Linked DNA regions of Mus musculus: all the other regions are linked to region 1. The links are chromatin loops, found by intact Hi-C in ENCODE. Cell type or tissue: left cerebral cortex. All regions are shown on one strand. Region 1 overlaps Kcnf1 (potassium voltage-gated channel, subfamily F, member 1). Region 2 has its middle 61 kb from the start of 2410004P03Rik. Region 3 has its middle 75 kb from the start of Kcnf1. Region 4 has its middle 22 kb from the start of 2410004P03Rik. Region 5 has its middle 74 kb from the start of 2410004P03Rik.

Region 1 (5,000 bases):
AAGGGAGGGATAGAGGTATCTTCCATCTGCTTCTATTCTGGTTGGCTCTTTTCTCTTCCCTGAGCACAGATTTTCCCAGAAGTATGAGGAGGGCTTATTTTTCAGGGCACCTTCTAAGTCTGCCTCTCCAGAATTTCCAAGGTTTGAGCTTCTGATTCTTATGGCAGTGTTTCTATGAGGAAGGAGGTTGTCATTCGGAGGGAGAAGTCTTAAGAGTCGAGGTTCTATCTTCAGGGTGCAGGCTTACTTCATGGCTTCATTGTTAAGATACTCAGACCTGGGGTAGATGGCCCATGTAGCAGCAACATCAATGGCCATCCTAGGGGACACAGGGATTGCCCCATGTCTGCCCAGCCCTCTCACTTAGGAACCTGAAGGTCTTTAGCACTTCTAGCTGGCTAAGGCACTGGTTCCTCCAAACGTATGCCTCCTCTTCACATTTCTCCAGGCTGACACCAGGTCCTGGAGATATTAAAGGCAGAGGAAGAAGTTGGGGTCTGAGGAAGTAGAGACTCTAGATAAGGGAGGACAGGGACTACCAGGGTATTGTTTGTTCTTGGAGCTCAGGAGATTTGCCGAAAGGTTGGCTTGTCTTTGTTTGTCCCCTCTATGCAGAATCCTTGGGAAGCTAGAATATGGGGTACCATCCTCATAGCCCCAGAGAGTGGGAGAAGCCCAAGATTTACAGAGAGCTGAGTGACCTTGGGACAGAAGGCTATCTTCCTGTTCCCTGACTTCTGGGGTAGTGGTACTGGAGATCGAGGTGGGGAATTACAGGGAAGAATACTCAGAGATCCAAAGTATCTTTTTGCTGCTCGTTCAGGAATAGAAGACCAAGCCCAGAGAAGTGAGCCATCTGTGAGATCTCCATAGTCTAGGATCCACTGGTCCCAGGGGGACTGAGTGACTGATAGTGATCCTTACACAGTGATATGCTTTGTCACAGAGGAGTGGTCCAGATGTTCTGAGAGCCAGGACAGTCCCTAGGAAATATCTGGGTTTCAAGTACTTGAAAACTTGTACCTTAGAACCAACAGGGGTTGGGTGTGGAGTTTTGAAAGCTTGGTGTCCAGGCTACACCCCATTGCTGTGAAATTAGAATGTCTGAGATGACCCTTCAGTGTCAGTATTTTTATAACTTAAAGTACACATGAGTCATGGTGATTGGGTTAAATCCAGGGTTTGCATCTGTAGAGCTGAAAAAAGGTGTTCTTTCTCAACAAGCTTCCAGGTACAGCTGGAGCCTGGGGCTGCTAATCCACAAAATGGCTTTGAACTATCAGAATAACCATAGCCAGACCTGGTGGACCATCTGTTTTTGCACAACCCATGACTTTAGAATAGGTTTTATATTTTTAAATGGTTGATGAAAAAAAAAACTCAAAGGAATAACATTTTGTGAATCGTGAATAGTACTTTACATTCAAAATTTGTTGTCCATAAATAAAGTGTTATTGGAACTAACCTGCCTGCTTGTGTATTTTGAGATTGTTAGTGATGGCTAAGGAGGTATAAGACACAGCTAAGGAGTTGAGGTAGACCAGATGTCCCACAAAACCTGAGTGACTTCCTTTCTGGCCCTAATGAAGGAAGTTTGTCCCACAGTGGGCTGGGAAAGACATCTAAGGTAGCCTCCAGGGCTGCCCAAGAACCCTTCCAGAAGAATAACCAAGAATTCCCTAGGAGCTGGGATTTGTGGGAGAGATACCTGGATGCTGATGGCTCTGGGGAGGGAGTGTAGGGTAGAAATTGCAGGAAAGAGGCCATTTTATCTGGGTCCTTATTGTGTCACAGCCTCTCAGCTCCCTATTTCCTTTTCTCCTGAAAATTCTCTGCCTGGCTTATCTTTCAGCCTGATCCTTGCATTTCAGGCTTGCCCCTGTCCTCCATCTTCCTGATTCCTAGCCACTGTCAGTTCACATCTCTCTTCTAAGCAAGTTGTCTGACTTGCTTCTTTTTCTGTGTGGGCATCACTCATTACTCACATCCATTAAAAGCAAGGAAATGTTTCAGAGGTTACAGAACATCTATATTAACAGGGAAAACAACAAAGTATTGTTGAGTATTTACATATGTAGGAACTGTGGCCCTGAATTGACATCTTTGAGCCACTCATGAGCAAGTCACAGGGATACTTTTGTTCCACTTCTGTTAACATTGACAGTACATAGTTGTGCCATTTGGAGTAGAATTGTATATGTGTGCAAATACAAATTAATTTCTATGTGCTTTCCCCAAGGAAAGGACATGTAGTCACATACAAAATGTTTTATTTGGTCTGTAAATAGCACAGGAAGTAAACTGGTCAGTCTGGCTTATAGATAGGGAAACTGAGGCCAGAAAACTGAAGCCATAGACCGGTGACAGTGGTGGGAACTAGATAAAAACTTCAGCTGACTCACTCATCTGAATATGGGTCAGCCACTCCCCCCCACCCTCTATTCTGCCCCCACATAGCAGCTTTGACCAGAGCCCAGTGCCTCAGGGCCCCACCTCAGGGCTGGCCCAGCTTCCTAATAAGGTGAAGGATGGTGTCATCCAGTCTCTGGAAGGCTTCACTTTGTAAGTGGTAGTGTTTTATAAGGTAAGAAAAAATGTCAGTATATGTCCTTTGGTAAGCTGCTCTGGGCAGATATGTGACCATGTGGCATTCAGGGTCTGTCCTGACCACACACAAGGAGTTACAGCCTCAGTCTGGATGTATCTCATAAAATAAGTAGAGTAATCTGAGACATTTGTTCCCTAGGGAGAGCTGTTGAGGCAGGTAAGACACTAGCAATGGCCTTCACAAACCTCTCTGCTTGCAAGAACCAGCTCTCAATTTCCCTCACTCTGTGGAAAGGCTGCCTGCCCCCTCCCCGCCAGAATGATTTGATGTTGCAGGTTTCCTCTGGGGAAATGAGAAACACTGAGGCCTCCCACCTGTCGCCTGTGGGAAGACAGCTCTATGCATGGTGTGCCTGGCGGCGCATTTTTACCATCAGAGTGAGGATTTCACTGACACCCAGCTTCTGCTAGTGCACCGCCACTCAGTCACCAGGAGCACCGTTCTCCATGCCAGCTCCCTGGCTGTCTGGTTCCTCGGCGGGCTTAGCCGTGTGCGTGCATCCTGGTCTTGAACCATAGGACCCAGAAGAGGGCCAGCCAGAGACCCTGGCAATGGGGCTTCGAGTAAATTGGACCCTTGAGGATGCTAACTGCCACCCATTCCGCTCTTCTGTGAGAATAGGGGTGCAAGCCAGTCCCCGTTGCTGCTCTTTGGTGTCTCCCCAACTACAAGGTGAAGAGGAGCTGCTGAGCCTACCATTGTTCTCTCTGTGGCATGGCTGCACAGTACATCTCATCCTCATCTCTTTCTCTCTCCACTACACTAGGCCTATGGCTTGTCACCTACCCCTGTATATGGCTTGTCACCCAGCCCTGTGCACCAGAGGCCCCTGTTGTCCGCAGCACCCTCCTGCTCCTCAGAAGTCTGTCCCTATCCACCAATCAGATTTCTATCTTTGTTTTCACTCCCTGCTGGCCACCTTCCTGTCCCAGAGGTAACACTGCCCTGTGTGCCCTCCTGGTGGAGTGGAACAGAATTCATGCTGTGGAAACTCTAGGGTTCACCCACGTCTCTCCACATGAAGGAGACAGAATGTGGGAAAGTAGTGTAGCTCTTGGCACCTCAAAGCTATGGTAGCTGTGGGAACTGATCCACTCTGAATTCGGTCTCTACGTTCACTTATGGCTCAGCCCATCCCCACCCCACCCCACCCACTGATGGTCGCTGATAGGGGCCTCAACATGTGAGACAGAGGTTCTGGAAATATACCTGAGAATGCAGCCCCTCTAACAGCTTCCCACAGTGTGGTGAAGCTCAGCACCGGTTGGCCATTCACATGGCACTTCATACACAGTGGCTGGGTCATTTCCAACCTCCACAGAGACCTCTTGGCCTTTTGGAGTCTAATGTTCATAGCCAGTGTGAGGGATATACCTTACCAAAGAGCACATGCTAAGTGTACAATACTCTCTCTCTCTCTCCCCCCCCTCTCTCTCTGTGTGTGTGTGTGTGTGTGTATTTATGTGTCTTTGTATGTCTCAGTGTGTATGTTTATCTCAGTGTATCTTTGTGTTTTTGTGCAAGTGTGTCTATACATGTGTATCTGTTTGTGCATGTATGTGTGTGTGTGTACATCTCTGTGTATGTGTCTGTATCTCTATGTCCATATATGTGTGTGTCTGTGTCCATATGTGTATGTGTGTCTGGGCATATTTGTGCTTCTTTGTGTGTGTCTGTGTGTCTGTATGTGTCTCTTTGTGTATGTGAGTTTCTGTGTGTATCTGTTTGTCTTCCCCCCATGCGTTTTTGTGTGTCCATGTCCATGCCTGAGTGTGTGTGTGTGTGTGTGTGTGTGTGTGTGTGTGTGTGTGTTCCTTCCCACAGAAAGAAAGGAGGAAGTCCACTGTATTCTGAAGCAACTTCCTCCACTTCTGGTTCTCTCCTCTTCCAGAGAATTTGGCTTCTAGTACAGGGCCATAGGCAGGCTTGTCCTCCATCCTGAGAAGTGACCACAGCATTCTGTTCCTGAGACCAGAGGCCATTGAACTTGAGGACAGGAGGCTCCAAAGGTCCTTCTGTGCTGATTAACTGGAGCACAGGAGTGTTGCATGCAGGTAGGGACCCCAACATTGAGCCTGAGGGCTGAGACTTGAGGCAGGGGGCAGTGACTGGGCTCTAGGGTGATCCAGGCTACATAGGGTGAGGCTAGGACCTCCCGGTTGCCCTGCTGACTCAACCTTTTCTGTTTCTGAGGTTACTGGCCTGACCTTGTGCAAGGGGCAGGAAGTTACCCTCTATTCTCTTGTTTAAAGGAATTGAACTCCCAGAGAAATGAGAAAGGGCTACAGAGAAGGGTCTGAAAGGTTAATGTCCCTTCCTGTCTCCCAGATGTGTTACATTGTGCTCCCTTCTCTGAGTGACTCCCCTCACTCTGAAGCAAAGTCCCCGAGAA
Region 2 (5,000 bases), 99 kb after region 1:
GTTTCTGCCTCCCAAGTGCTGGGATTAAAGGCGTGCACCACCACGCCTGGCTCAAACCCAACTTTTAATGATGGTTCTTAAATGCTTTAACCTCTCTTCTAGCCCCCCCCACCACCACCACCAGAGGTAGTGGAAAAGAAAGGTCATTAGGATACGGGAGAAGTGGACCTCTTTAGAAATTGTTCTTTGGAGCAAATCCTATTTACCTTGTCAGGAAGTCAGCAGTTCAGTTCACAGGCCAACAGGGGCAGCTCAATCCACTCACAAACATTTCACAGATATACCAGCAGTCCAGTTCAGAAGTGTCGGGATGGCAGCAGTGGTAGCATGACCTAGCAGGAACAGACAGTCCTCCGCTGAATCAGCACAAGTCAGCAGGAGGGACCAGGACCACCAGGGATGTCAGGAGAAGTTCTCTGCTGTGCCTCTCTCAATGAAGCGAAGATCAGCAAAGACGCAAGACCAAGAAGCACTGCAAAGGTAGCTCTACAAGGAAGCCCCTTTCACAGTCCAGTGAGTTCTACTTATCCTCCCTCCAAACATCACGGGTCCTCCATGGGTCTTGCCTCAGCAGGTGAGTCTGTCTTAGCAAAACTCCCCATGGTCCTGTATCAGCTTACATCTCTGCCGATCAGCCCAAGTCTGCAGAAGTGGCAAGAAGCCGCAGCACAACACCAGAAGGTTTTTGGTGTGTTTCTCTCTATGGAGTGAAACAAATGGAGCTCAACAATGCATGTACGTCGGACCAACACATGCATGTCATTAGTGAAGAATCCTTCATCACACGTCCTTTCTCGTGCTTGCTTTAGCAGAACATCCTTTCACCCGTGTCTGCTCCAGCAAACCATTCCTTCAGTTCTTCCATGTGTCTGCTTTAACAAAACACCCTTTCACTCGTGTCCACTTCAGGAAAACACTCCTTCATATGTTTGCCCTAGCAAAACGCCATCTGACACAACTGTCCTAAAGAACCCTTACGTTTCCACTTCAAGTGGCTTTTTTTGTTTTCTTTTTGGTTTTTGGTTGGTTGGTTGGTTGGTTGGTTGGTTGGTTTGTTTGTTTTACATTTTAAAAAACAAGTTGGCTGACTCCTCTTCTACATGGCTCTGCTTCCAATGGGTGCCTGGGGAACTGGATGGCCAACCATTGGGCCAATGCATGTGGACAGTCTTTGAGTCTACAGTGAGAAGCCATAACTTGAACAGTGCCCTACCCTGGAGCTTCCAATTTGTAATGGAACTCAGGTTACAACAACATCCTAGTGGGGTCCTTAGCTTCTAATTCAGTCAACATGGTGACAGGGCATCATCACTGTATGGACCACACACCTCCCTTTTTTCCCCCCACTTTGGAAGAGAAGTAACAGCAGTCATTTCAACTCTGTTCTGCCTGTCTGCTACCCATTTGCTTGAAATCCATGAAAATCTTTTACCTCATAATAATTATCTACACTATCATCTTTCTCTCCACCCTCCTCCCATCCCCAACCCAGGATCTCATGTATCCCAGGCTGGCCTTGACCTGATCCTCCAAAATGCTGGTTTGTGTGGGCTGAGGATTGAACCCAAGGCCTGAAGCACGCTAGGCCAGCTGCACCCCAGCCCCAGACATTCCATATTTTGCATTCCTGGATCTCACCGCCATGGAGACTGCAGTTGGTACACACCACCCACCCATTGTTCTGAACCAGAGCTCAGTCCTAAGATCTAGTCTAGTGATTCAGAGACAGAATTTTAGGGCTCCCCATCTTGTGCTCCATCCCACTCCCCCTACATCTTGGCAGTATTCACCCTGTGTCGGGACAATGTCAGTCTTTGAAGACTGGAACCCAGTTCTTCCTGACACGACACAGCAGAGAGCATGACACAGAACAGCTGAGATACAACAGTGTGTAGACGGCTCTCTGAAAAATACCATTAAATGACTGAACAAATGAATCAATGTTAATATTACACTTGGATTTTAAGAGTGGATCGGAGGAAAAAATATTGGACAAACTCCCTCTCTTTTCCTCATTTGAACACTGAGTAGGGAATACTTTCAATTATGGAAAATTGATTGTTTTCTTATCTCTATCCCACAGTAGGCTCTCCCCACAAGCTCTAGCCAGCCCAGCTAAGAAATAATCACCATAGAGTCAATGCTATGTCACCTGATCATTAACCTTGCCGGGGACTGCATTCCCCTCTGGAGTTGGAAGCGGTTTTCCAGGCCAAGAAAAGTGCTCTAAATATCAAGTGTCCTCTGCCTAGACTTAGAAAATGAAGGCATGGTCTCAAGGAACACAACAAGAAACACTAAATAAAAATTGCAGCAGAAACTTTCCAGGGCTTTTTGGACAAACTGTCATTATTGTTGACTTAGCTATATAGAAATCCAATTGTCTAATTCCTGTAACGAATGTATCTCCCAACTACCTGCCTTCCATGTTGAGTGTGTGTGTGCATGTGTGCGTGTGCGCGTGCGTGCTGTCTTCTATTTGCCTTACATTCTGATGTTCTTTAGACAGCAAGGGCTCCACCTCTAACTATGCGAGAAGAGGAAGCTTGCACACCAGTGGTCTAGCACCTCAGCTCCCTGCTCTGATCTCCATACTGACAGCACCATCTGCCTCAGCCTGATCCAGCAGAAGATGCTAGGCGTGCAAACAGCAATGCTGAGCGCCGCGCTTCATGAGCACAGGTTCTTCTCTGCATACTAAGCCCAGTACATTTTCCCGCCTGAGCTGCCATGCCAAGGCTGCACACCTTTGGACATGACACCAGCTCTCTGGTCCATTGTCTACGAGGACAATCACCAAGCAGTTACTATTTGGGATTTGAATCTGAGCATGGCTCCTTCCACATAGCAATCTTTCCACACTCCACTCAATACTCCAGTCTGGCTTTGTTACTGGCCATCCTGTTTCCCAGACAGGAAGCTCTGCCCTTCTGCTAGCCATGTCTCCCAGCAGGTATAACTTCAGGCCCGATGGCCACCTGCCCAAATATGCTAACAGTGTTAGCATGCCTGATCACAGTAGCTCGGCATTCACTCTGTCTTCCTGTGCCTGACCATAGCAGACAGCTCTGAGAACTGAGGCTTCAAGGTCTGTCTATGACAGGAAAACAATCTGAGCTGCATTGGTGGCCTTGTAAGAAGCGTCTAGAGCGGTGGCTCTCAACCTTCCTAAAGCAGTAACCCTTTAATACCCTTTCTCATGATGTGGTAACACCCCCCCCCACACACACACACACCATAAAATCATGTCTTTGTTACTTCATAACTGATTTTGCTACTGCCATACATCATAATGTAAATATCTGATATTCAGGGTATCTGATATGGGACTCCCAAAAGGACTGTGGCCGATTGGTTGAGAACCATTGAGGTACAGAGAGGGTGAGATGGGTCTCTCTCTTGTTTCTGAATGTGGATACTAGGGAGGGGCTAAGAAAGAGTAAAAAGGCACCTGCCTGCACCTTGGCCTTAGAATTCCAGCCTCCCAGAACCATAAACATCAGCATTGTCTGTTTATAACACCAGCGGCCAGAGCTGGCATAGATAGTCTCATGGTCAAGGGTAATGCTGAAACTCAGCCCTAGAAGGCCCCACCTCCCCCATGGAGGAGGATGGAGTGATGGAAAGGATACACGCCCTCCCAAATATGTCCCAACAGTGTGTCATCTGATGCCTTACAGTCCCATGTCCTGTCAAGATTACGTTTCCATCTTAAACACAGTTACCCACCAATATTTTAACAGACCTTTAAAAGGGCTAGTAAGATGGCTTGTCAGGTGACAATGCTTACTGAGTATCCCTAAAGGGCTGACTTTGATCCTCGGACCCCATGGAGGGGAAAGAACTATATCCTGAAAACTGTGATCTAACTTTAACTTACAAGCATGGCATGCACACATGCACGCATGCACACACACACACACACACACACACACACACACACGCACACACACAAATAGGTGTTGTGCAGTAAGTAGCTGGATGTGTGTAGGCGGCTGTGCACTGCTTTAGACCTAAAGGGTCTATGAGATCTGCTGATTCTCTGCTTTTTTTCCCCACAAAGAACCTCACCCTTGGCAGGACCTGTTCTCTAAGCAGGTCCACTGTCTGGTGGTGGAGTACACCTGTTGACCTAGAATAAACGTGTGCTCTCTGCATTTTTGTCCCCAAGGTGATTTTTGGTGTGGCTTTATGGAGTGGAGGTAGGGTGTGGTTTTGTCCCAAGTCAGGTGACACCCTAAAGTATAACCCAACATAATCCAAAAGGCAGATGTGTGGGATTTCCAGACTGGCTTTCCACACACATCCAGGAGGCAGAAGATCAGCCATCCACCATCAGCCACACCTGTAGTGTAGGATGCTAAGGTCCCAGTCAGTCTGAGGAAGTGACAAGGGAGGCATGGCCCAAGCACAGGATGAGATAAGTAAAGAGATCTTGGCTTCTAGAGCCTTCCAGGTAGGATGAGCTGCAGGTAGAAGGCCAACGACATTAATGTAGGCACAAGGAATGGAGCACCGGTCCCTCCCTGTGTCTTGGTGTGGCATAAATACCCCAGAGCCTAAATACTAATCAGGGAGAGAGAGGGGGACCCCCAAGGTGACCAAATTTAAGTTTCTGTCACCAGAGAGGGATGGCAAGCCTAAATATAAATGAAGTGACTCGTAGGCCGGCATCTGCTACACAGGCAGGCTTTGCTGGAGTGTGACAGATTTATATGCTAAGTTGCTATTGTGCAAAGGAGAAAGCTGAGGTGGCGGGAGAAAGATCTCAGCACTGACACATGCGCACGGGTGTGTTTTCCCGCCAGGAGCTGGCCCCGAATCAAGATTCAAGGCTAATGAGAGGGTTCATTTCTAGAATAACCATAGAAATGTGTTCAGTGGGTGGAAGGCCTGGTGATGCTTCCTGGCTGCCCCCCTTCCATGTGCAGGACCTCCTGTGCAGGGTGCCAGGGACACAGGTGTCCACCCGAAGTCTGCTCTCCGCCTCCTGCCAGTGA
Region 3 (5,000 bases), 69 kb after region 1:
TGGGAGCATCTATATGACCTGCTAGAGTAACTTCCCTCTTTCAGGAGGGAGAGCCACATCAGTTTGTTGGGAAGAGGGGGAAGACCAGGGTCCTTGTCCAAAGCCTTCCATAGGCTACCCTGCAGGAGAGCCCTCAGGAGCACATACAGAAAAACCTGTGCTCTGTGTGGAAGAGACACTGAAAGAGGTCTTACAGGGCAGGAGACCCAACAGCACAAGAGAGTCTGGGAACTGGAACCAGTGTGAACAAAGCCTTGGGAAATCCAGGTGAGTCCCTCTATGGCCTTCCTACAGCCCAGTTCAGACCAGCACAGCCCAGTGCTGAGAGTTCTGCCATTTTCTGGAATGCTCAACCACTGCCCTAACAGATGCCAGGGCTGTTGGGCCTGGATGACTGGTGTGCACTTACCTCCAACATGGGACACCTTGGTGGCCATGGGAAAGTGGCCTATTGAGATCCATGACCCCCCACCCCCACCCTATCCCAAGACCTAGGAAAGGATCTACTGTTCTCCCACAGGGGAAGTTGTGCAAGGAAAGGGGCATGTGTCCAGTGTGAAAGGCTCCTGGGTGATGAGGCTCTGAGGTGAGCCCTGGTGGAACTCTAGCTGCTGGAAAGACTCTTGCTGTGTTCTTTACCGGCTACTGTGATGTTCTGCTTGAAGCGCTCACCATATTAGCCTGTTCTACAGAGGGCCACATCCTTTCTCTGTGTCTTCTGTTCACCCTGTACCAGTGGACCTAACCCCCTGGGAAATGCACAAGTTTAGCAGCTAATCTGCCTTACCCACCCCAGCCCACAAAGACACCAGGACAGCAGTGTCCACCCAGCCAGGTGCATCAGGAAGAAGAGCCAGTAAAACGACTATAGACTCATCCAGACTCATCCAGTGCTCTGTCAGAGGGGCTGAGGTGCCACAGACCCGAGGGACTGGCATCTCATGGGGCAGGCATCTATGTCCTCCCTCCAGGGGCATCAACCCTTCATAGGTATTGGGACTTCCTGTTGGACACAGCTGTCCAGCTCTGCTTGATTGCCTTGCAAAGTTCTCTCCATGTCCTGGTACCCCAGCAAGCTGTAGGGAGCAGCTCATGGCCCAGTTGGTTGGCCTCAAGGCCACCTCAGATGTTGGCCCACTCCACTCAGCCTCTGCTCTGTTCCTCTCATGAAGGGGTCAATTTGGTGTAAACCTTGTACAAGTTCCCGTCTTTGTTTTACCTGAATTCTCTGAATTTGACAAGTTTTTTCCCACATTCTATTTTCAGGCAGGGACTGTCCGTGTCCTCTTGAAGGAGAGGCTCACTCTCTGAGCAATATTGCCTGCTCAGAGAGAAATGGCAGCATATTCCATGCATAAAACCAACGGACTTTGGAGAATGTCACACCTGTGCCATAGGGGTCACCCATACTCTCCCGATGAATCTAATGGATGGTGGCTCTTCTGATGGGCATAGCAAGTTCTTCAACTCAGACACCGTACAGAGATCAGAACTGGAGGGTAAGGACAGTCACCTCCCTGCTCGTGTATTCTGGGGAGTCACACCAAGTGAGGACAGAGGCAGAATTTGCTGCCTGTTGAAGCTGGGCCATGCTGGACTCTTGGGGTTCCAGCTGCTCCTGCTAACTTGTCATCATAAATGTGGAGTCGGAAGAGAGCTCCAGCCTCAGCTCGGACCAGAGAATCCTGAGAGAAGAAAGACCCCAAGCAGATTGTGGGCAAGAACCTCCTGCCCCCGACTTTCCCCAGGGTGATATGGCCCCAAGGCTGGCCATTCTGTCCAAGGAGTGACCCTGTCGCTCAGATTTGAATGTTCTGGTGTCACCTCAACTAAACATGTGAAGTTAACTTGTAGAGAGATTTATGTGTGAGAGAGTTAAACTTAGGATACTTACATGATTAGAGTTATGACCCCATTCTCCAGAATGTTCTGTCCTGAAATATTTACTCAGTGGCTCCCTCTTAGCCACTGTGTCTTCACTTAGATACCACCCGTGTCTTGAGGCCTCCAGACTTCTCTCTTTCCTTCCACCCCTCCCCCCAGCTCTTGCCAACTCTTCCCCTGGTTTATATTCTTTTTTTTTTTAAAGATTTATTTATTTATTACATGTAAGTACACTGTAGCTGTCTTCAGACCCTCCAGAAGAGGGAGTCAGATCTCATTATGGATGGTTGTGAGCCACCATGTGGTTGCTGGGATTTGAACTTCGGCCCTTCGGAAGAGCAGTCGGGTGCTCTTACCCACTGAGCCATCTCACCAGCCCGGTTTATATTCTTTATAAATGCAAATCACCACATTGAGAGGAAAAAATAAATATATAACTCAATCATTCACCTTTTGACTGGCCGCAGCCTTTCAGAGTCCAGCCAATCATGATATCCTCTGGTTGTCCTGATCTTGCTTAGCCAAAAACAAGAACCCACAGCCTGTTCCTCATAACACCTCCAATCCCAACTTCCATAAAAGCCCAGGGAGCTCTCCCTGATGTTAGAATCATGCAGAGCCACACTTTTCCTTGGCAACGGGTTTATTTTTACCTTATGATGCTGGGAGTCAAGGGTGCCGAATATGTTAGCATGCTTCCATTCTGTTGACTTCGGGAAAGCTTAGGGCTGGGTTTCCCTTCCTAAGCAGATGCCAGAGCCCCAGAGAAAGTGTTCTGTGGGACACTGCACAGCCTGGATTGGCTGACTTTCTCATCATTTCACCTCTCTCTGCTCTTTTCATATAACTTTGCAAACTTGTGTGGTATTATTGGAGGCAGTGAATGGAGAGAAAACAGGAGATGTGAAATAGAGTGCTCTGGGAATCCTCATGGGATTCTAGGACTCTCTTTCTTCTGGAAAGCCAACAAGAACATGAATGTGAATAAAAAGGACCCTGGGGAAGAGGACGGAGCCCATAGATTCACCCTGGAGAGGAGAGTTTCAGGTTCAGCACCTGTCCCCAGCTGACAGGTGAGCTGCCTCCCCCACCTTCTTCCTGCAGTCAGTATGTCCTTCACAGTGGACTCCACAGGACTCCTGACCTACATCATCTATAACCAGGAGCCAGCTCTCTGCTATCCTGAGACACCACACAGTGTGATTTGAATTGTCTCAGGGGCTTATGTTTGGAATGTTAAGTCCCTAGACAGTAGTATTATTTAGGAAGGCTGTAGAATTTTCAGCAGATAAGGTCTGGCTGGCAGAGGAAGTAGACCCTTAAAGGTGGGCTGTTGAAAGCTGTAGCCCACCCCTGATGAGTCTGCCTCATAGTGGACAACCTCCACCACACACTCCTGCTCCTGTGAATTCAGTTCCCTGCCCTTACCTTTCCTGACATAATGGATTGAATCCTACAGAAACTATGAGACAATATTAATTTCTCCTTCCTTGTTTCTGCCAAATGTTTTGTTCACAGCACTGTAAGAGCCACTGTCATGAGATATCTATCCCCTCTGTCTTCCCAATCTGCAGACACCATGGCAAATGACATCTTCCCCCCCCCCCTTTTTTGTGAGTTCCCTGTTTCCTTTGATCTTGTTGATAACTCTTGTTTTTTCTTTTGTAGCTTGATTTAAAAGTTAAAATGGCAAATATCTCATTTCATCCCCATCAGGAGAAGTTGTGGGACTTCAAAGGCTGACACCAAAAGAAAGAAGAGAGGCTGGGGCTGTGATTTATTTATGGAATAGTCAGTTCCTGGTTAATTTGCTCATTAATTTCATGAGTACATGAGCTTGGGAAGCGCCAGAGCATCCCAGTGACTTGTGGCATCACAAGGGGGTGGTGGCATCATCAACACCATCCTTCCTCTGTGAATGCAACTGAAGGGAGAGGGGAAGGGCCTGTGCTGGGGTGCCTTGGTGGGTTCATGAACAGCAGGGAGACCTATGGAAGGACATGGAGTCAAGGAAGGGATTATGGAAGAAAGGGCTGCACCTCATGAACCCTCACAGTCTGGAACTTTAAGAACTTGGGCTGGAGGAATGGTTCAGTGACTTAAGAGTACAAACTATTCTCACAGAGGACCCAAGCACAGTCCCCAGTATCTATGTCAGATGCCTGACAACTTTCCTGCAACTCTAGATCCAAGCTGAATCCAACACCTCTGATCACCACAGGCATTTGTACATGTGTGTGCGCACACACACAGACACACAAATCATCATGAATAAAATAGATCTGAAAAGAACTTGCCATAGGACCATTCAGATAACTCAAGTCTGACAACCTGAGTTCAATCCCCAAAAACTACAGTGAAAGACAAAAACTGGCTCTCAGAAGTTGTCCTTTGATCTCCACACATGGGGCAGGGGAAGAGGGACATGAAAACAAAGTAGTCTTGCAGTGGGGGTCAGGGAGGCTATTTGAGGGAATACCACTACAGGTTGACTCACATGGAGATTTTTCTGAGCCCAATCTAGCATCAGAGAAATTTCAGTTTGGGGTGAACAGATAACTTAGGACTGAGCACCCCAGCTGGGGCGAGTAGCTATAGCTTGGTTAGACCACCATGGAAAGTAGTTGGCTGCCAGCATATTCTATTTTATGACAGTATCCAATTGTGAGTAGATGTGGATTTCATCTCCCATCTTCTAGACTCCTTTGCAGCTAGGAATAACTATGTGACATGGTAACCATGTCTGAACCACTTTCTCCAAAACACATGAATGTCTTAATTCCCAATACTATGAAATAATAGAAATAGGGTCAGTCACTTTAAATATTATCAGTTAATGGGAAGTGGCATGGGAGTAGGTGAGCCCTTACCCAATATGACTGATGTTCTTAGAAGAGGACACTGGAGCCAAATACTTTAGAGGAGCCATGTGTGATGGCTCAAGAATCACCAAGAGAAGAGCCTTTGGAAATGCATGTGAGGCGGCTTCTGGATTGGGTCAGTTGAGGTGGGAGGATCCATCCGAAGCATGGACAGTACCATCCCCTAGGCTGAGATTCTGAACTGCATGAGAAGGAGAAAGTTGAGCAGCAGCCTTCATGTCTCTGCTTCTTGAC
Region 4 (5,000 bases), 140 kb after region 1:
CTCCCTAGAGGGCACAGAGGGAGAAAGAGTCCCCCAGAGTGTCTGCACAAAGCACGCACGACCCTAGGCCTGAGCAGCAGCAGCCCAGAGTGGCACCCCTCTCAGCAGGAGAACAGGATGCATGAGTGGAGCCCGGGGGGTGGGGGGTGGGGGGTGGGGGGTGGGGGGGGGTGAGGACAGTTTGTCCCTGTGTCACCAGGACATCAGGATGTGAGGCTGGAAACAGTTCCTGGCTCCAGGATTCAGGACTTTAGACTTTCCCAGTCTGTCACGTTGAGCCTAGCATGGCATCCATCATCAGGTCACCTCCAGGTGCTGCTGTGGCTTTGGCAAGTCCTAGCACTATTTGTGATACAGCCACAGCCACAAGGGGTGTGTGTGTGGAGGGGGGGGGGTGTGTCTTCCTTGACTGTAGAGGTAGAGGCAGGAAGGTAAGTTCAAGTTCATCTTCATCTACATGGAGAGTTCAAGGCCAGCCTGGGCTATGTGAGACTCTGTTTCAAAATAAAATTTCTCTGGGAGTTAAGGAGAAAAACTTCTGGAAATTCCAGGATGAATACCCAGCCCCACCCAGGTCTCACAAAATAAAAGGCTTTCAGGACATAAGCATGTCTAACACATCTCTATCTGGAGGTTCTGTCCTGCAGGGGGTGCTGTCCATCCACAGAGCACAGGGCTGGTAGTTGAAGTCTCAGGGTACTCCAGATCTCTGCCTGTCACACGGGTGTTTCAGGACCACCCTTCCGGTGTGCTTTCTGTTAAAGATGGTCTTGAATGGCAGAGAGAATTCTTCAGCTCTCTCTAAACTGGGGTTTTAAAAAGCTCTTAGTGTGAACAATCTTCTTAGGTGAGTTGGGATAAGTCACCTCATGCCTGTGAGATCAACACTGCACCTCTCCAGTTGCTAATTGTGGCCACTGTGCCTTCAGTGAGGCTACAGCCTGTTTTACAACTCTTGTAGTCACTGAGGCCTGAGAACGCGGTGTTACAACAAGCTGGTGCCTGGGAACACGGAAGGCAGAAGAGCCGGGTATCTCCTCTTTGACTCTCCTGGGCTCCATGCTGGGGATTCCCCCAGATTGCCTATCTGTCACCTCAAATCCCCATGTATCCCCCAGAAGAGATACACAGAGTCCTATCACCCCTTGGGCAGAAGAGCTCAGGACCATGTGGCCTGTTCTCTTTCAGACATGCCAGTTTCTCCAGTTATGTTATCAAGAAAGCACAAAATCCTCAGGCTGGCTAGCTACCCCAAGGGCAGAGCAGGACAATGCTTTGAGATTGTCCCCAGCACTGAGTTAAAGGAGGTAGCAGGTCAAAGCATCACACGTCTAGATGTGAATTTGGAAGACAGTACGAAAAGGTACTTTCTGACATCACCAGGAACAACAGATATGCGAATGCTAATTATTTATTAAATGAATAGATTCACCCGGACCATGGGTGCCAGGGGACGACGCCAGCCTCTCTTACAATTGGGAGTATTCACTGGGCTCTAGGAAGTAAGCTCAGCCCTGGGCTATCTAATGGCATAGCCGCTCCATTTGAATCCCACCTACACCAAGGATCTTAAGACAATGCCTGTCCCTCACAGGTTAACCCCCAAGGACCATTCCCTTCGCAGCAACTTAACATGCAACCAGAGGCCCGGAATTAAAATGTCTCTCGTTTTCTTTAGCCACATGGAAACGCTAATTATAGCATTCAGTCTCCAATGCATATTTATTTTGTTCATTGCTAGCCTCAGCTTGTAATGAGGAGTTGGTGCATCCAAGTTTTCTCCAGCATATTCTGGGTCTGCAGGTGACTGAGGAAATGAAGGGTGTCCTCTGTTTCTATAATTATGTCATCGTGTTACAGTTAATGTGCATAGCCAGGACCATGGGAGACACGCAGAATGTACCGGGCCAGTCCACACCCTACAGGGAAGGTTCTTGCACAAAAGCACAGAAAGGGAGCAGCCAGCCCCTAGCCAGGTGTTGACCCTAGAGGAGCCGTTTCACTGCGGCCAGGGGACTCAAGGTACCTCTTTTGTGAGCTGGTTATCAGTCCTCCCAGCTGGACCGTACATACTTGCCAATGAGTGAAGTGTTCAGGGCAGACAAATGAGAGAATGAAAACCACCTTGGTTGACTTCGGGGCTGTCATTCCTAACAGCCCATCGCTTACAATGTAAGAGGACCCAGGGTGCTCACATCCCCGGTGGAGAGACCAAGGATTTGAATCTCTGCACCTTCCGTCTGAGGTCCAGCTGGAGCGTCTGAGGCGAGCCAGTCTGTCTGCCTTTCTGCCAAGTGCCGTGTGATCATGCTCACTGTCTGCTCTGCGGCTGCTGTGTGGTTATGTAGAGATGCAGTCCACATGGTTCTGCTGAGGGCCCCACAGACAGTGTGCTTCCGGTTTCTACCACACCCTCTCTGTTCTTCACTCAGCCAATCAGATATAGGGTCTTCTTAAAGCCACAAATAGCAACAATGGGTCTGTTTGGCCTTTTCTGCTGCTTCAAAGTACAAAGAGGCCCGCTTGCTACTGACTTCACAAATGGGCTTCATTTCTTCTCGGTGGACACTTATCGTCCCTCAACTAATGCTTGGTCGGTAATGGCGATAGCTTCATTTGTGCAGAGCCCCAATATATATATATATTATACACACACACACACACACACACACACACACACACACACAAGGCACAGAGAGGATCTGTAGCCTATGTATGAACTCAGGAATAGATTGCTGGTGCTCAGGATTCAATCACTGCTCAATAGCGCCACCTGCTGGGAAGGAAGTCCTCAACGCAAGAGTTTTTTTTGTTGTTAGAAGAGACTTTAAGATGAGAGAGAAAACTGAAGTTATTTGGAGTATCACAAAAATATCCAGAATAGCGTTTCTCAATATGCTTCCCAAGGCTCCCGTAGGTGCCGTGTTGGTGTGTCTAGAATTTTCTAGGAGAGAGTCAAAGCGTGTTTCCCTTTGACGCTAGAGAAAGAGTCAGCCTCTTGGTGACCCAGTGACCAGAGGATGACTTTCATTTTCAGGCCTGTGCTTCTGGGGTGAACTCCCTGGCACCAGTGGTAGATGAACAGATAACAGGCTATGTCCTCAAGGGACTCCTGGGGATGCAGAATGGGCCAGAGGAAACACAGCCTTAAAGAGTGAAAGATTAGGAGGGGTACCCTCGATAGCAGAAGAAAGGTCATGAGCCTTCCGGTCACATGGGTGGTATGGGAAGAAGGGTAGAGAGGCAGGCAGTACATGCAGGGAGCAATGGCAACCACATCCTTTGTGGTCCACGAAGTTTAGAAAGTTGAAAGCTGAGGCAAGAACCTGTCCTGATTCTTATTTGAGACTCTTGGAAAAGGGCGTCTGCCCTTCCCACCCCATCTCCATAGCCTGGCTCTCCATCACCATTAGGACCATGGTGCTTGGGAAACACACTGGGTCAGTGACTGGTCCTTAGAACCCGATGTGCTCCACAGGACATGGAGGTGTCCCTAGGTGGAGCCAGGAACAAGGAGCAGTGGAAAGCTTAACATGGGCACCTTTTCCAATAGCACTACCCATGAGGTCTGTCGAGCTAGGGACCAATGCAAGTGCCACCCATAGATCAGGACATCTACAGCAGCCAGGACACTGGCCAAAATGGACGGCAGGGTTCTCCAAACCACACATGACAAAGGTTACAACTTCTACCACAAACTCCAGACGCCTGAGGCAGAAAGGAGGAGACCTAACCTCTCAGCCTCTAGCACCTAGGACCATCAAGGACTTGGAGACCAGGGTTCTTCCCCCTGCCAATCTCCAGGTATGCAGGAGAACAGGGAATCTGTACCTTACACAACACCACCAAGAGACTATGTCATCCAAGGTAAGCCTGGCAGTGTGCTTCTCTAACTCCAACACTCAGAGGCAGAGATAAGTGGGTGTCTATGAATTGTCTCCATAGGTAGTCCCAGAATAGCTAGGGTTACACAGATAGACCCTGGTGTGTGTGTGTGTGTGTGTGTGTGTGTGTGTGTGTGTGTATGAAGGAGAGAGACAGGCAGGCAGGCAGGCAGGCAGGCAGGCAGGCAGACAGACACAGATCCACAGACAGACAGAGTATGTTGTGCAGACATTCAACTGGGATAAGGAATCCAAGCAACTGGCACCATAGCTCAGTTATCCCCTCCCCCTATATTAAAACCCACCTCTGACTTCACAGAGTCTGCAGAAGGAAGAAAGGAATGCAAAGAACATGCTCTCTGAGGTCCTTTACAGAGAAAATAGCTCTAGGGACCAAGGGTAGGACATGTCGGTGAGCAGGACGCTGAAGAGACAAGGATCAGACAGAAGAACCACGGTGTGATTGTCAACCTAATGGATCCAGAGTGACACAGCAGACAAGCCCTGGGCACATCTGTGAAGGACTGTCTACACTGGCTCATCAACGTGGGAGGATCCAGCCTAAATGTGGGGAGCACCATCCCATGGGATGGAGTCCTGGTAAACATGAATATTCATCTGTCTCCTTCCTTACTCTGGATGCAATGTGACCAGCCATTCCACACCCTTAGTGTCATGACTTCCCACCATGATGGACTGTAACGTCAATGGTAAAATTGGGGGGGGGGGGGCTTAGTTCCTCCTTTCCTTCCTTCTTCCTTTTTTCCTCCTTCCCCCTTCCTTTTTCCTTCCTTCTTCTTCTCTCCCTCTTTCTCCCTCCTTCTTCCTTCCTTCCTCTCACCCTCCTTCTTAACTCCTTTCCCTCTCCTTTCTCTTTCCTTCCTTCCTTCTTCCTTTCTTCCCTCCTCCTTTGAGTTGGTTTTGTTAGATATTTTGTCGACACAACAAAAAAAGAAACTAATACATAGACTAAGCTACAGGGACATTTGCTCTGCTCCCTGAAAGAGAGGGCAAGCAGTCTGCCTCCTCCCCAGCCCTCCATGCCTATGCTGAGCAAGTGTGGCGGGCACTGGGAAGCCATGGTTCCGACAGGTAGAGGCTGACCTCTTTGCGTAT
Region 5 (5,000 bases), 86 kb after region 1:
TAGCTAAATCTACAAAGACCTGCAGACAAACAGCACTCCCAGCAAAATGGGCAGCTTGAGTCCAGGCATGTGTTCATGCAACAGACCTTCCTGTCCCGAGGGCCCAGGAGGGGTCTAGTGATGGATCATCACTAGCTGCTGCAGCAAAGGCATTCTCAGCCTCCTGTGGATGGAGACAATCAGAGTTGTCTGAGGACAGGAGGCCAGGAATTCTAGGTATGCAGGACATGAGCTAAAGTCGGCTGAGAGGAGGGAACCTCAGTTAAGAAAATGGTTCCATATATAGGGCTGTAGACGCCTGTAGAACATTTTCTTAATTAGTGATTGACAAGGGAGGGCCCAGCCCATTGTGGGTGGGGCCACCCCTGGGCTGGTGGTCCTGGTTCTATAAGAAAGCAGGCTGAACAAGCCATGAAGAGCAAGCCGGTAAGCAGCATCCTCTGTGGTCTCTGCATCAGCTCCTGCCTCCAGGTTTCTGCCCTGTTTGAGTTCCTGTCCTGACTTCCTTTGATAATGAACTGTGGTGTGGAAACTTAAGCCAAATAAACCCTTTCTTTCCCAGGCTGCTTTGGTCATGGTGTTTCATCACAGCAAGGTAACCCTTCCTAAGACTCCAGGGAACAACTTCTTGACATGGAAATAATAAGAGAAAACATCGCAAACCTATAATCAAACCTTCAGTGAGGTTTCAGCTCTCAATCAGAGGAGACACAGCCCTGGCTAACTGAAGCCAGGCTGCTCTCCAAACAAGTAGACAGACACGGTTTTTGTTGATTCTCTGGGGTAGGGTCAAAGTTGGTAATTCATTGTCAGAAGATGGTTTCCTTCTTTCCCAGGCCCGTGACCAACCTGTCACAGAAACTTCTGAGTTCCTCTGTGGCTGGAGCCATCATCCTGGGCAAACATCGTCACGTGTGGTTCAGTATGGGCCTATGACGGACTGGAGAGTGTTAAATGTGTAAGCTGCTTTATGGATAGGGTAGGGTTAAGATTAAGGCTTTTAGATGGTTTGTCAAGTAAAGTCACTTGCCAGTCCAGCCACACTAAGCCTGGCAGCCTGAGTTCCATCCTGGGTCCCACATAGGGAAAGAAGACAGCCAACTCCCTCAGTTGTCATATGACCCCCCCCACTCCATGCACAAACACATATACAGGCTGTGTCGTACATGGATTTCACACATGCACACTTGTCCGCTTCAGCAGACAATCAGCATTCTGCACGCAGGCCCAGCAGCCGCTGACCTGCGGCTTACCTCATTCAACAGACTGACACAAAATGAAGGCAATGCCAAACCTGTTCATCCAGTCACCCATGGGGCATCTAGGTCAAGCGGCCTTACAGTCCCAGAAAGGAACTTTGACAACTGTAGTCGAAATGTACCCAGTGGAAGCATTCCCACAGCAAAGCTTCTGGGAGACTAATGATGTATTACCCAGCTATATGGCCCCTTCAGCGAAATTGCAGCAAGTGAAGCTAGAGAGGGTTTGGACCTTGGTAACACGGGGAGCCCAAGAGTCTCAGGACTTCTCCCGCCTTGAGTAGAATACAGAGCTTCAGCACGGAAGAAGAGAAATAACGCAGACAGGTGAAAAGCGCTGTGAACGCCACAGAGCTTTCCTGTTCTTGCTAGGCTTCTATTACTGTGTTAAAACACCCTGACTCAAAGGCATTTGGCAGGTGTATGTGTGTTTACATATGTTGGCTTACATATCCCAGGTCACAGTCCATTGAGGGAGGAAGCCAAGATAGGACCCTGGATGTGGAACTGAAGCAGAGGCCATGGAGGGGTGTTGCTTACTGGCTTGCTCTCCATGGCTTGTTCAGCCTGCTTTCTTAGACCATCCAGCATCACTTGCCCAGGGGCAACCACACCCACAGTGGGCTGGGCCCTCCCACAGCAATCAGTTATCAAGGAAATGCCCCCCAGAGTTGCCTACAGACCAATCTGGTAGAGGCAATTCCTTAACTGACACTTCCTCTTCCCAGGTGACTCTAGCTTGAATCAAATCAACAAAGCACCAATCCACACACCAAGCTCATACTGTGCTGAGCCCTGGGCAGCCTGCTCAGGCCTGTGTGCTCTGCAGTTTGGGCAAGAGAGAGAAGACACTTAAGTTATTTGCTGTAACAGGCAGAAAGAGGGGGGGTGACAGCAGGAGAATTGTCCAAAGAGGAAAGAAAAGAACAAGAAGGAAGGGCAGGACAAACATTAAGGTCATGACTGCCCAAACTACAGCAAGGGCAGAGACTGCCACAGGACAGCCAGTGTGCTAAGAGCCTCCCATCCCTCAGCCTCCATCTTCAGGATGCTGTGATCAATTGCACAAGCAGGGTTGACTGTCCCAACGTGGACGGAGGCTAAGACTCAGGGAGGTGACTCATTAGAGCTGCACAGCAAGACAGCCACAGAGCCATGACTCAAACAACCGTCCCCTCCTCTGTCCTGGGCCATTCTCTCTTAGAAAGTGAATGTGCCAAGCACCTGATATGTCACACGAAGCAACACGAGGTCTCAGAATCAATAAAGACATCCCTCCCCTCTGGGAAATGGTATCTATACATTTAAATTGGCTGTCTTCATAATCAGACGAAGGGCATTTTATTTTAATGTAACAGCTGAGAGGCAAAATCAGGTCCCGTTTCAAGTACCACTAAAATCTGCTGTGTGGGTAGGCTCTCAATGTGGAAATGAGGCACCCTTAACAGCCGCCCACACAGCCGCCTAATCTTCACTCAAGAGGCGCTATTGAAAAAAAAAAAAGTGACTCAAAATCACCAGCAACTTTGAATTTAACTTCTGAAACCTTCAGTTGATAGAGCAGGAAATGAGCCAAGAAAAAGAGCAACCCCCCCCCCAACAGAGCGGCCTGGAACTCCAGCCTTGTCCACAAGACACCTGTCACCATCTGCCAGGACCGTCACAGGCACACAAAAACATCTGACCATTCAAGACAGCTTGTCACATGCCACTCATGGAGCCGCCAGAGGGGTCCTGGAGAGGAGAGGTGGTACTCTGGTGGTGCTCTGCATTGTTCAGAGATCAGGAGGGAGTTGGGGAGGGAGTTGATACTTCCTGTTTCTACCACAGCACCCCTGTCTACCTTGTGATCTCCTGCTGGGTCACTAGAACATTTGCAGCCTGACCTTCTGCTTCCACGGACCCTGCCAAGCTTCATAGTCCTGGGGTGTTGTCCCTGGAACAGGAGTTGGGCACTGGGGCTCCCTTTATCCCAGCTCCTGGTCCCTGTAAGGTGTCCTCTGTGGGCCTGGCCCCTCTCCTTCATCCTATAGCCCATCTCAGGGATCCATGGCACAAAAGCCTCACAGATGTCCTGGGGTCACTTAAAAAAAGACCCATGGAAAGGTTATATCAATGTCCAAGGCTGATCTATCTTTGGGGGAAGGGGAGTTTGAGGGGGAGCAGCATGGTTTTGAGACAGGGTTTCTCTATGTAGTCCTAGCTGTCCTGAAACTCTCTGTGTAAACCAGGCTGGCCTTGAACTCAGAGATCAGCCTGCCTCTGCCTCTGCCTCTGCCTCTCTGCCTCTGCCTCTCTGCCTCTCTGCCTCTCTGCCTCTCTGCCTCTCTGCCTCTGCCTCTGCCTCTGCCTCTGCCTCTGCCTCTGCCTCTGCCTCTGCCTCTGCCTCTGCCTCTGCCTCTGCCTCTCTGCCTCTCTGCCTCTCTGCCTCTCTGCCTCTGCCTCTCTGCCTCTGCCTCTCTGCCTCTGCCTCTCTGCCTCTGCCTCTCTGCCTCTGCCTCTCTGCCTCTGCCTCTCTGCCTCTGCCTCTCTGCCTCTGCCTCTCTGCCTCTGCCTCTCTGCCTCTGCCTCTGCCTCTGCCTCTGCCTCTGCCTCTGCCTCTGCCTCTGCCTCTGCCTCTCTGCCTCTCTGCCTCTCTGCCTCTCTGCCTCTCTGCCTCTCTGCCTCTGCCTCTCTGCCTCTGCCTCTCTGCCTCTGCCTCTCTGCCTCTGCCTCTCTGCCTCTGCCTCTCTGCCTCTGCCTCTGCCTCTGCCTCTGCCTCTGCCTCTGCCTCTGCCTCTGCCTCTGCCTCTGCCTCTGCCTCTGCCTCTGCCTCTGCCTCTGCCTCTGCCTCTGCCTCCCAAGTGCTGGGACTAAAGATGCGTGCCACTATGCCTGACAGCCTATCTATCTTAAACAAAGCTTACAACTTGCTGAACCACAGAGGACCCTCCCCTGAGCTTTGTCAGTATGTAGCTGCATGTATGCCGTATTTCACATCTCCACTGTTCTATGGGATGACTATGGAGAAGATGACTCCAGAAAAGAGCACAAGGATGCAAACATGCTTACATGCAAGTGGCTGGGCAGCAGCCCCAAACTGGGGTGCTGTCCTTAAAGAGGTAAAACGTATGCAGCAAATGGGGCACAGAGCCACAGAGGTAGAAGACATTTCTGGACCCAGGATTTTCATATGAGCTGTCAACAGGACCAGAGGGAACATTTTAATACCTGCTTTGGGATCACAGAACCATCTGAAGGGCCCTTGGCTTAAACACCTGGTGTAGTTGTATCCCCTCAGCCACACTCTGTTCACACATCTTCAGCTTCAAGAGGCCTGGGTTTGAATAGGACCAGCTGCTTTTTTAAAATTTTCTTCCAACATCCATGAAAGGTTGGATATGTGAGGGGAAGAAGGAGGGAAGTGGGGTGGGATGGACAAAGGAAGGACAGATTTACAAAGCGCAGGTAATCAAGGGGGATATGGCATGTGTGTGTGCACACACATGTGCACAAGCCATGGTTGATGTCAGCTGTCTCCAATTGCTCTCTAGCTTCCTTTATTTTGCAGAGTCTCTAACTTAACCTGGAGCTTACCAATTCCCCTAGACTGGATCTGCTAGTCTCTACCAAATGCTGGGACTACAGGTTGGCATCACTCTGGGCTTTTCGGAGGGGGCGAGGCTATGGGAATCCAAGCTCAGATCTTTGTGCTTGCAGGGCAAACACCATACCCACAATCTACCCAGACCAAGAGTGATA

Evidence for each region. A loop is a pair of places that touch in the nucleus more often than their neighbours do. Peaks named below come from ENCODE experiments on the same cell type or tissue, not always from the same donor. Only the 100,000 strongest peaks of a DNase experiment are listed, where the experiment ranks them.
Region 2: a loop joins it to region 1, with 3 times the contacts of the local background. A loop is called at or near these places in 4 of 42 quality-filtered maps.
Region 3: a loop joins it to region 1, with 1.9 times the contacts of the local background. A loop is called at or near these places in 5 of 42 quality-filtered maps.
Region 4: it touches region 1 in a loop (5-fold over the local background); 9 of 42 quality-filtered maps call a loop at or near these places.
Region 5: a loop joins it to region 1, with 2.0 times the contacts of the local background. A loop is called at or near these places in 5 of 42 quality-filtered maps.

What each region holds. Positions count from the first base shown.
Region 1 is chr12:17,168,564-17,173,563 of GRCm38, reverse strand. Kcnf1 (potassium voltage-gated channel, subfamily F, member 1) reads left to right here. Exons shown (of 1, transcript NM_201531.4): 1 at 1-1,464. Among named protein-coding and RNA genes, the nearest start is that of Kcnf1, 5.8 kb to the left of the region's middle. In left cerebral cortex, CTCF peaks have their summits at 2,932 and 3,582; DNase peaks (open chromatin) are centred at 944, 1,946, 2,924, 3,585 and 3 more places; H3K4me3 peaks cover 2,580 bases; H3K27ac peaks cover 3,720 bases.
Region 2 is chr12:17,069,864-17,074,863 of GRCm38, reverse strand. No RefSeq gene overlaps it. Among named protein-coding and RNA genes, the nearest start is that of 2410004P03Rik, 61 kb to the right of the region's middle. In left cerebral cortex, no CTCF peak of the experiment used is centred here; DNase peaks (open chromatin) are centred at 1,709, 2,608 and 4,767; H3K27ac peaks cover 641 bases.
Region 3 is chr12:17,099,595-17,104,594 of GRCm38, reverse strand. No RefSeq gene overlaps it. Among named protein-coding and RNA genes, the nearest start is that of Kcnf1, 75 kb to the left of the region's middle. In left cerebral cortex, no CTCF peak of the experiment used is centred here; a DNase peak (open chromatin) is centred at 2,535; H3K27ac peaks cover 224 bases.
Region 4 is chr12:17,031,028-17,036,027 of GRCm38, reverse strand. No RefSeq gene overlaps it. Among named protein-coding and RNA genes, the nearest start is that of 2410004P03Rik, 22 kb to the right of the region's middle. In left cerebral cortex, CTCF peaks have their summits at 648 (motif pointing right) and 2,784 (motif pointing left); DNase peaks (open chromatin) are centred at 1,801, 2,371, 2,757, 3,900 and 1 more place; H3K27ac peaks cover 810 bases.
Region 5 is chr12:17,082,759-17,087,758 of GRCm38, reverse strand. No RefSeq gene overlaps it. Among named protein-coding and RNA genes, the nearest start is that of 2410004P03Rik, 74 kb to the right of the region's middle. In left cerebral cortex, no CTCF peak of the experiment used is centred here; DNase peaks (open chromatin) are centred at 1,911 and 2,688; H3K27ac peaks cover 1,633 bases.